Linked DNA regions of Homo sapiens: region 2 is linked to region 1. Evidence: chromatin contacts called from ENCODE Hi-C or POLR2A ChIA-PET data. All regions are on one chromosome and are shown on one strand. Each heading gives the region's core, a stretch centred on a gene start or an enhancer-like site at or near the end of the contact. The rest is flanking DNA. Distances are from core to core; before and after follow the strand shown.

Evidence for each region. Hi-C counts contacts between places; a loop is a spot of excess contacts on that map. ChIA-PET counts read pairs that join two places held with the same protein, here RNA polymerase II (POLR2A). Pooled maps may share reads with other maps.
Region 2: a pooled map shows a loop between it and region 1 (5-fold over the local background). The contact joins two enhancer-like sites. A Hi-C loop is called at or near these places in 8 of 168 maps with a recorded cell type or tissue (B cell, Caco-2, GM12878 and 4 more), 17 of 37 single-sample maps with no recorded cell type and 14 of 50 pooled maps. POLR2A ChIA-PET finds 5 or more read pairs at or near these places in 9 of 52 experiments (A673, AG04449, BJ and 4 more).

What each region holds. Positions count from the first base shown.
Region 1 is chr17:38,442,093-38,446,874 of GRCh38, forward strand. All of the region lies in intron 1 of ARHGAP23 (Rho GTPase activating protein 23), which reads left to right. Among named protein-coding and RNA genes, the nearest start is that of ARHGAP23, 16 kb to the left of the region's middle. Within about 2 kb of position 2,204, at least 3 of the 41 ENCODE cell types and tissues checked have a DNase peak (open chromatin) inside an H3K27ac peak, as active enhancers do.
Region 2 is chr17:38,506,588-38,511,690 of GRCh38, forward strand. It overlaps ARHGAP23 (Rho GTPase activating protein 23), which reads left to right. Exons shown (of 24, transcript NM_001199417.2): 24 at 3,357-5,103. The coding sequence ends at 4,385. Among named protein-coding and RNA genes, the nearest start is that of ARHGAP23, 81 kb to the left of the region's middle. RefSeq lists enhancers at 2,169-2,996, 2,997-3,813. Within about 2 kb of position 3,221, at least 3 of the 41 ENCODE cell types and tissues checked have a DNase peak (open chromatin) inside an H3K27ac peak, as active enhancers do.

The DNA.
Region 1 (4,782 bases), core at 954-3,453:
CTACAGGCGTGCCCCACGGCACCTGGCTAATTTTTACTATTATTTTTGTGGAGATGGGGTCTTACTATGTTGACCAGGCTGGTCTCAAACTCCTGGGCTCAAGGGATCCTCCTGCCTCTGTCTCCCCAAGTTCTGTGATTACAGGCATGAGCCACCATGCCCGGCCCCCCTTTCTTCCTTATTCCAGCACCCCCGACTTCTGGATCTGGTTCCCTCTGAGGAAGGGGTGGGGATATAAAAAGCCCCTGCCTCTGCCAGACCCCTCCTGGGGACAGGGTTCTGGTTACCTCTAACTCTCTGAGGAAAGGCTCATTCATTCTCCAACATTTAGAAACAGTGTGCAGAGCACCCACCCTGGGCCAGGAACCAGGGATTTGACCACCAGCAAAGCAGACATGGTCCTTGCCTTCCAGGACCTACAGCCCTGTGGGGAGATGTTGGTCAAAATAAGCTCATAAATAAGTAGACACTGACAAGAGGGTGCACAGGTAACTGACCTGGTCTGGGGCCAGAGGAGGTGTGCCTGGGGAAGTGACATTTTTGTTAAGAGCAACAGGGTGGGTAGGAGTGAATCAGGGCATGGGTTGCATTCCAGAAACAGCATGTGCAAAGGACCCGAGGCTGGAAGGGTGCCTGGTCCTCACAGGAGGTGGAAGGAGGCCAGGGTGGCCAGAGCACAGAGGAAGAGGGTGTGGTGAGTGTGGGGGCCAAGGCGCGTCCCACAGGGCCTGGTGGTCATAATATTAAAATAATCAATCTGGACTGTCAGATGCCAGAGAGGTGACTGCCGCTTGGAGCAGGGCAATGGTGTAATGAAGTGAGCAGACTCCAGAGACATCTAGGAAGCAGAGTCTACTCCGATGGGGGGATGGAGCGCTGGGGCCATAATACCTGATTCTTGGTTCTCAGCAACTTTTTCAGGCTGCTATCTCTGTCTTTATTTTATAGCTGAAGAAATAAGGAAACTTGAGTGACCTTGAGTGATGATCTTGAGGTCACACAGCCAGAAAAGGGCCAGGGCCAGTACCAATGGCAAGTGTGGCCTTTTCTCTGTGTTAGCCTTCTTGATGCCAGGACAGTGGTCACTTTCTCACCATCCTCCCTGTCCCCAAGCCTCGGTGCCCCTGCAGGTCACCCAGCATTCCCTGCCTAGCACCCAACCCGGTGGAGAGCCAGGAGTTGCAGGTGGTGGGTGCTGGGTGCTACCTTCATTTCCAGAGGTTGGTTAAATGAGTTAGCGCATCTAACAGCAGCTGCCTGGGGCATAGTAAGCACTCAGCAAGTATTCTTGACTGTGTGGCTGTTATCCTGTCCCCAAATGTGGGGCCAGGCAAACTGGCAGGGGGAGGCGGGAGGAGGATCTGGAGTGAGGATGATGCCATCTGTCTTCTTCTGACCAGAGAGCCCAGCCCAGGGGGCTCCCTCATGGTAGTGACCCAGGGGAGGCTGTTTGTCCCTGCAGAGCCACTGTCCCTGCCACCTGTCCAGCTGCCTCTGGGCATCACAGACTGGATTAGGGAGTGGTTCAGTTCATAGGCAGGGCCACATGTGTGAAGGGGAAGGCAGGGGTAACCGGGAGGGATGGGCAGGGCTGGGGTGAGGGGGTGGGTGGTTTCAGGGGTGGGGCTGACAGCCTCTCCCTGAAGGGAGCCCCATGTGCCCCCGGGAGACTTTCGGAATCTGCTGAGACCTGCCCTGGGAGGGGACATGGTCTTAGCTTGACTGGGACCCAGCTCTTGCCTGAAGGAAACCAGTGTGTGCACCTGTTACCTCTGCCCAGGCTGTCAGACAACAGGAAGCACTCCTGGGGGGCGGGGGGCAGGCGGAGTCACACCTAGAGCTTTCCCCTAGTCTCCTCTGAAATGCACTGTCCAGCGTGAGACCAGGGGATGGATCTGCTGACCTTAGAGAAGAGTCATTGCAGGCATTCCCCTGCCTCTAGGAATGACTGCTCCAGTCTAGTCTGAAAAGGGGCTCTGGCCTCTCTCCTTGACCAAAGGGAGACCCCGAGATTCCACAGTTGCTCTGTCCTTCTGCAGGAGATTCTTCTCCTTTGTAGGAGATGGGGAGGGGAAGATCCCAGGGCAGGTTGGAGCTGAGGGGCCTGGGGAGCGAGGTTGAGGGAATGAGGACCCTTCTGCTCGCTCTGGGTTGTCAAGGAGACGAGGCATGCCAGCGCTGGGCCAGCAGGGGGCTCTGCTGGCCACGGGACCTGCCTGCCAGGCAGCCGAGATGTGCACCCTTCATTGTGCGGGCTCATTTCCAGGAGTGCCTGAGAGGACGCGGCGGTGTCTCTGTGGGCACACCCTTGTGTGTATGTTACAGGTGGGTGTGAGCGTGTGGCGCGTTGGAATGGGCATGTGTGTGCTTGGTGGGTTTGAGGGCCCCCACACTGAGCCAGGTTTCTGCCAAGAAAACTCTTCCAAGTTCCTGCCGGCAGCCTTGGAAGAGTTTGTGCATGACTGGGGATGGCAGCCTCTGTGGATGGCAGGCCCCCATCAACGCCAAGGACCTGATGCGTGCCAGGTTCAGGCTGGGCGATCCCCCTGTGCGGGGACCTCTAGGGCTCCAAAGATGACAGTAGAGACTCTGAGGAGGTGCAGTGGAGAAGGGACGGCAGGGAAAGGTCTTCCAGGCAGGAGGTGCCCAGCTCCTGGGCAACCTCTGTGGGCAGAGACTTCTCCTGGGCACCAAGGAGAGACCTGTTCATTTGTTTCATCTTTCAACATTTTTTTTTTTTTTGAGACAGAGTTTTGCTCTTGCCGTCCAGGCTGGAGTGCAATGGCGTGATCTCGGCTCACTGCAACCTCCACCTCCTGGGTTCAAGCAATTCTCCTACCTCAGCCTCCAGAGTAGCTGGGATTACAGGCACCTGACATCACGCCCAGCTAATTTTTGTATTTTTAGTAGAGATGGGGTTTCACCATGTTGGCAAGGCTGGTCTCAAACTCCTGACCTCAGGTGATCCAACTGCCTCGGCCTTCCAAAGTGCTGGGATTACAGGCCTGAGCCACCGTGCCTGGCCTTTTATTTTGTGTGTGTGTTTGATTTCTGACTTGGCCTTTTTAAAAAAATCACAAAATATATAATACGGCCGGGTGCTGTGGCTCACGCCTGTAATCCCAGCACTTTGGGAAGCCGAGGTGGGCAGATCACGAGATCAGGAGATCGAGACCATCCTGGCTAACACAGTGAAACCCTGTCTCTACTTAAAAAAAAAAAAAAAAAAAAAAAGATAGCTGGGCATGGTGGCTCGCATCTGTAGTCCCAGCTACTCAGGAGGCTGAGGCAGGAGAATCGCTTGAACCGGGGAGGCAGAGGTTGCAGTGAGCTGAGAGCACGCCATTGCACTCCACACTCCAGCCTGAGCAACAAGAGCGAAACTCCATCTGAAAAAATATATATATATAAAACAAAATTTATAATTTTAACCATTTTTAACTGTAAAGTGGCATTAAGTACATCCATATTATTGTGTTATCACCATAAGTGGTGATATTCCACTATCACCGTAAGTGGAATAATATAATATTTATTCATTCATTCCTTTTTTTTTTTTTGAGACAGGGTCTTGCTTTGTCACCCAGGCTGGAGTGCAGTGGTGTGATCACGGCTCACTGCAGCCTTGACGCCCTGGGCTCAAGGGATCCTCCCATCTCAGCTTCCTGAGGAGCTGGGATTATAGGTGCATGCTACCACGCTCTGCTATTTTTTTATTTTTTGTAGAGACAGGGTTTCACCGTGTCGTCCAGGCTGGCCCTGGACTCCTGACCTCAAGTGATTCTCCCACCTCAGCCTCCCAAAGTGCTGGGAATACAGGTGCTGGGATTACAGATGTGAGCCACCAAGCCCAGCCAATATTAATCCTTTCACTTAGCATAATGTCTTCAAGGTTCATCCACATTGTAGCATGTGTCAAATATCTTTCTTTTTTTTTTTTTTTTGAGACAAGGTCTGGCTCCCCTAGGCTGAGGTGTAGTGGCGCGATTTCAGCTCATTGTAACCTCCATCTCCTGTGCTCAAGCCATCCTCCCACCTTAGCCTCCCAAGCAGCTGGGACTACATGTATGTGCCACCACACCTGGCTAATTTTTTTTTTTTTTTTTTTTTTTGGTAGAGATGTTGTTTCACCATGTTGCCCGGGCTGGTCTAGAACTCCTGGGTTCAAGTAATCCTCCCACCTCAGCCTCCCAAAGTGCTGGGATTACAGGTGTAAGCCACCCCGCCTGGCCTTCACTTATTTTAAAAGGCTAAATAATACAATTATTATTATTCATATCATGTATGTATTATATGTAATACAATAATACAGACAATTTCATTGTATAGATATACCTCATTTTATTTGTCCATTCATCCGTAGATGGACACTTGGGTTGCTTCCATTTCTTGGCTGTTGTGAATAACACTGCTACAAACATGGGTGTACAAACATTTCTTCTAATCCCTGCTTTCAGTTGTTGTGGATATATACCCAGAAGTGGAATTACTGGATCATATGGTAATTCTGTGTTTAATTTTTTTTTTTTTTTTTTTGAGACGGAGTTTCACTTTTGTTGCCCAGGCTGGAGTGCAACGGCGCGCTCTTGGCTCACTGCAACCTCCGCCTCCCTGGTTCAAGCGATTCTCCTGCCTTAGCCTCCTGTCCATGTTTAATTTTTTGAGAAACTGCCATACTGATTTCCATAGCAACTCCACCATTTTATTTATTTATTTTTTATTGCTTTTTTAGAGAGGGAGTCTTCCTCTGTGGCCCAGGCTGAAGAGCAGTAGTGTGATCAT
Region 2 (5,103 bases), core at 1,971-4,470, 66 kb after region 1:
TGTAGATGGTAGATGGCCACCTTCTCACACTGTGTCCTTACAAGGCAAGGCAGAAAGAAAAGAGAGCGCAAGAGAGCCCAAGCCCTCTGGTGTCCCTTCTAATAACCGCACTAATCCCATCAAAAGGTCCCACCTTCACCTAAACCTAATTATCTCTCAAAGGCTCCACCTCCAAACTGGGGGTTAGGGCTTCCACATGTGAGTTTGGGAGGTACACGATTTAGTCCATAGCAGTGAGTGAAACCAGCTGATGACTGGCTGGTGGAACTGGGCTCATTTCTGTCTGGGTCTCTGAGCACTGCACTGGCCAGGTTTGTAAGCCCACTCCACAGCCATGTGCTTGACACCTGGCAGGTGCTCCGTGTGTGTCGGATGAATACACTGGACAAAAGAAAAAAAGGCTGTGGGCGCAGTGGCTGATGCCTGTAATAATCCCAGCACTTTGGAAGGCCAAGGTGGGAGGATCACTTGAGGCCAGGAGTTCAAGACCAGCCTAGCCAACATGGTGAAACCCCGTCTCTACTAAAAATACAAAAATTAGCCAGGTGTGGTGGTGTATGCCTGTAATCCCAGCTACTCGGGAGGCTGAGTCATGAGAATTGCTTGAACCCGGGAAGCAGAGGTTACAGTGAACCGAGATTGCGCCACCTACACTCCAGCCTGGGTGACAGAGGGAGACTCCGTCTCAAAATAATAATAATAATAATAATAATAATAATGCTCTAGCCTGGTGCAAGGGTCCCCTGTAAGCTCTGCATGGAGCCCCTGCCTGCACCTGGACACCTCTGGTGACAGAGACCTCCATCATAAGATTGCTGTGACAGGGAGAAAGTTCATTATAGTGACCTACATCCAGGTCCTTGTCACTTCCGTCCATTGCTCCTGCTGGCCCCCTGCTTTCCTGCAGTATATCCTGGATTAACTCCCTGATCTCTCTGTGAATCTGCTGACCTCTGCATTCCTTGGAAGAGAAATCAGTCTGACCTCGTTGCTTCTGGAACCAGCTGGGATGAGAGGGTAGTTTGATCAGGTGATCCTAGCGGCCTCTTAAGTCTCTCAGAGAGCACTGGCCAGGAAAGAAAGCAGTACTGGCCACCATATGCTCCAGGCTGATCCTAGCAGTGCAACCACATTGCACAACTCCAGGGGGTGCCTTCTGGTGTTGTGCATTGTGGGCAACCATGGCCCAGGAGCCACATGCCTGTGACTCCTGAGTCCCTGACATGCTCTGGTTTTCTCAGAACTAATTAATGTGAGAGCAAGGACAGTGGCTGCAGTGGCCACAAGAGGCATCTGGGTCTCCATTCATTATTACACCATGGCTGAAACAAGAGGTGGTCTGTGAGGAGGGGTTGAAAGGGCAGCGTGACCTTGTCAGGTCATTCCAGCCCAAGACAGGAACCAGTCCCAGCGTCTGCTTCTACAAGGCTTCCTGTGTTAAGGGGACTTCATTCACCAATTGTTTGTTCATTTCATGTTTATTGAGCACCTGTTATGTGCCATGCAGAAACAACCAAGTCACAGCCTTTGCTCTTAAGGAGCTCAGAGTTTGATGAGGCTGATGTGAGAAGAGCTAGGAGCATAGTGAGATGACAGGAACATAGAGAAGTGATCTCCCATCTCAGGCAAAGGGAGGGCTGGGAAGTGGCTGTACAGAGGAAGCCATGTTCGAGCTGGGCCTTGTAGGGTGAGTAGGAGCTCATCCAGCAAATAGGGCAGGGGGACATTAAGGGCTGGCAGCAATGTAACAGTGTAGGTCACATCAAAGGAAGGGTTGGTAGGGCTGTATTTCCACAGTGAGGGCTGTGTTGGGGTTGGGGTCAGGGCAGAGCAGGGCAGTAGGCTGGGAAAGTTGGGGCTGGGTTATGAAGAGCCCCATGTGCTGAACTGGGGAACTTGTGCTTTATCCTGGTGGGTGCTGGGGCATGCAAGCTTCTGAGCAAAGCTGGGTGAGGATCAGATTCCTGCTTCAGAATGGTGGCTCTGGAGGAGAGACCCGGGCTGGGGCAAGGGTGGAGGCAGGAAACCCTATTAGGAGGGGCAGGAGGGCCCAGAGAGGGCAGAATGAGGGCCTGCCGGAGGAGGAGGAGGAGTTGGCTTTGGGAGCCATTTCAAAAGAATCCAGGACTTGGCTGTGGGTGGAGGAGAGAGGGAGGAGTCACAAGACCGCCCTAAGGTGAGCAGTGTGAATGGAGGCAGTTTGGGGCAGGGGTAGGTAGGATGCTGTGGTTCCGGATAGGTGAGTTTTAAGAGCCTACAGACACCCAGGTAGAAATGGATTCTCAATGGGAAGAAGAGTCCCGGAGCTCAAGTGAGTGTGGTGTTGGACAGGGAGGCCTGGATAGCAGCGCTGCTTGGGAATGGTATTTTCTAGGGAACACGAACAGAGAAGGCAAAGGGGCCAAAAACAGTCCTGGGAACACTGAGTCTCAGTGGGGAAGGCAGGGGAAGGCAGGGGCGGGGCGGGGGGCGGGCAAGAAGAACCTCCCAAGAGGCAGAGGAGAGGCCAGAAGGGCGGATGAAAACCAGCTTCCAGAAGGCCATGGGCGGCAGCATGGGCCCTCCTGGGAAAGTGTGAAAGGCCAAGGCCCCAAAACACCACAGGGTGTAGCAGTGAGGGCTGGTTCAGGTGAGAACAGCGGCATGAAGTTGCCCAACTTGGGGTTGGAAATCACAGTTTGGGAGCGGCTCCAATCCAAACCATGACACCATACGGGATCTTTCAGCCACTTGCAGGGGCGGAGCTGGCGGCGGGATTGACCTGGGATTGGGGATTGGCGGGGTGGGGAGCTGGTGGGGTCCGGCGGAAAGGGGAGGACGTGAACTTGGGCGGGTTGCCCTGGAGAGGCCTGTAGATGCTGGGCAGGTGGGAAGGCAGGTTTCCAGGTGGCAGCGGGTGGAGAGGAGGTGGGGGACTTGTGGTCAGAGAGCGCCCCTGGCGGGGATTTGGGGATCAGCATGCAGGAAGCTCTGGTGATGACACCCCAGGGGCGTGTGTGAAACGGATTCAGGCTGCCAAGCGTTATTCACTGTGGAGAGATTGTCATCACCAGAGCCGTGTCTAAAGGATTTAGCCAGGGCTGGATACGGAAAACAGAATGGAAGGGGGCTTTGGGAGACCAGCCCACCTCACAAGAAAGAGCTGAGAGCCTAGATTTGGGCCAGCGGGGGTAGTCTCTGGACGGAGGGCGGCACGGGGCTGGAGGAGGAGCGTTTTATGATGCGGCCGTGGGTGCTGGCCTTGGCTGGGGCTTGTGGCGACTGGGTGCCGTGACGTGGGGGTGGACCGGGTAGAGCGGGGTCGGCAGGGGGCCGAGTCCGGGCGCCCCCCGCATCCTGACCTGTCTCCCACACAGGGTTCGTGGGCCCCCAAGAAGGAGCCGTACGCCCGGGAGATGCTGGCGATCTCCTTCATCTCGGCCGTCAACCGCAAGCGCAAGAAGCGGCGGGAGGCGCGGGGGCTGGGCAGCAGCACCGACGACGACTCGGAGCAGGAGGCGCACAAGCCTGGGGCGGGGGCCACAGCGCCGGGGACTCAGGAGCGGCCGCAGGGGCCGCTGCCTGGCGCCGTCGCCCCCGAGGCCCCCGGACGCCTCAGTCCCCCGGCGGCGCCGGAGGAGCGGCCGGCCGCGGACACGCGCTCCATTGTGTCGGGCTACTCCACCCTGTCCACCATGGACCGCAGCGTGTGCTCGGGCGCTAGCGGTCGGCGGGCAGGGGCGGGGGATGAGGCGGACGACGAGCGTAGCGAGCTGAGCCACGTGGAGACGGACACTGAGGGCGCGGCGGGCGCGGGGCCTGGGGGGCGCCTGACACGCCGGCCGTCCTTCAGCTCGCACCACCTCATGCCCTGCGACACTCTGGCGCGCCGCCGCCTGGCCCGGGGCCGCCCAGACGGCGAGGGCGCGGGCCGGGGCGGTCCCCGCGCCCCGGAGCCGCCCGGCTCGGCGTCGTCCAGCAGCCAGGAGTCGCTGCGGCCCCCGGCGGCGGCGCTGGCCTCCCGGCCCTCGCGCATGGAGGCGCTGCGTCTAAGGCTCCGCGGCACGGCGGACGACATGCTCGCCGTGCGCCTGCGGCGGCCGCTGTCGCCCGAGACCCGGCGGCGCCGGAGCAGCTGGCGCCGCCACACCGTGGTGGTGCAGAGCCCGCTGACTGACCTCAACTTCAACGAGTGGAAGGAGCTGGGCGGAGGGGGCCCCCCGGAGCCTGCGGGCGCGCGGGCGCACAGTGACAACAAGGACTCCGGACTCAGCAGCCTGGAGTCCACCAAGGCGCGGGCCCCGTCGTCCGCTGCCTCGCAGCCGCCCGCGCCCGGGGACACGGGGTCCCTGCAGAGCCAGCCCCCGCGCCGCTCGGCCGCCTCCCGCCTGCATCAGTGTCTGTGATCCCCACCTCCCGCGCCGCTCGGGCGCCACCCCTCCCTAGAGCCCCTTTGGAACCAGGAGGCTTCACCAGCCTGCACCTCCTCTTCTGTGGCCCCTGGGTGCATGGTGTGGGTGGAGGGCGCAGCAGGCAGTGTCTCTAGTTGGTGTGCTGGAACTGGCAGGGCAGAGGAGAAGGCTGGGGCCGGACTAATTGAATGGAAGGGGGTTCCAGAGGTGATGAGCAGAAGAGGAGGGGGCGTGGGCTGCTGGGGTCTGTGTCCCTGCACACATGCGCCCGATAGGTCCTTCTGAGCCTTTCTGTGGCTGCACTTGGGGACCCTTGTGGACCATGGGGTGTGGCTAGGGAACCCCTAAGTTTCAGACTAAAGGAAAGATCCTGGGTGATGCTGGCTTTTTGCTTCTTTCTTCTGCCCTCCCACCTCAGCTTGTAAGCGGGGATGTGTGTATGTCTGGGGAGAGGAGGTGTAGGGTGCGTATGTCCATGGGGGGAGGGGCTTGTGTGTGCAGTCATTGTCCCAAGGTGTTTCCAGTAGCGACTTCTGTCCCCCTATCCCCACCCTGGTCCCCACTTTGCGCCCCCGGGCTCCCTGCCTTTGGTGCACACAGGATCCTGCCCGCCCCCCTTGCCAGAGCCAGAGAAGGGGGTTGGGGCCATTCCAAGGAGGCAGGACTGAAACCCTCACCAGGGTTACTCCCCAACATCCTTTTGCCTGAGTCA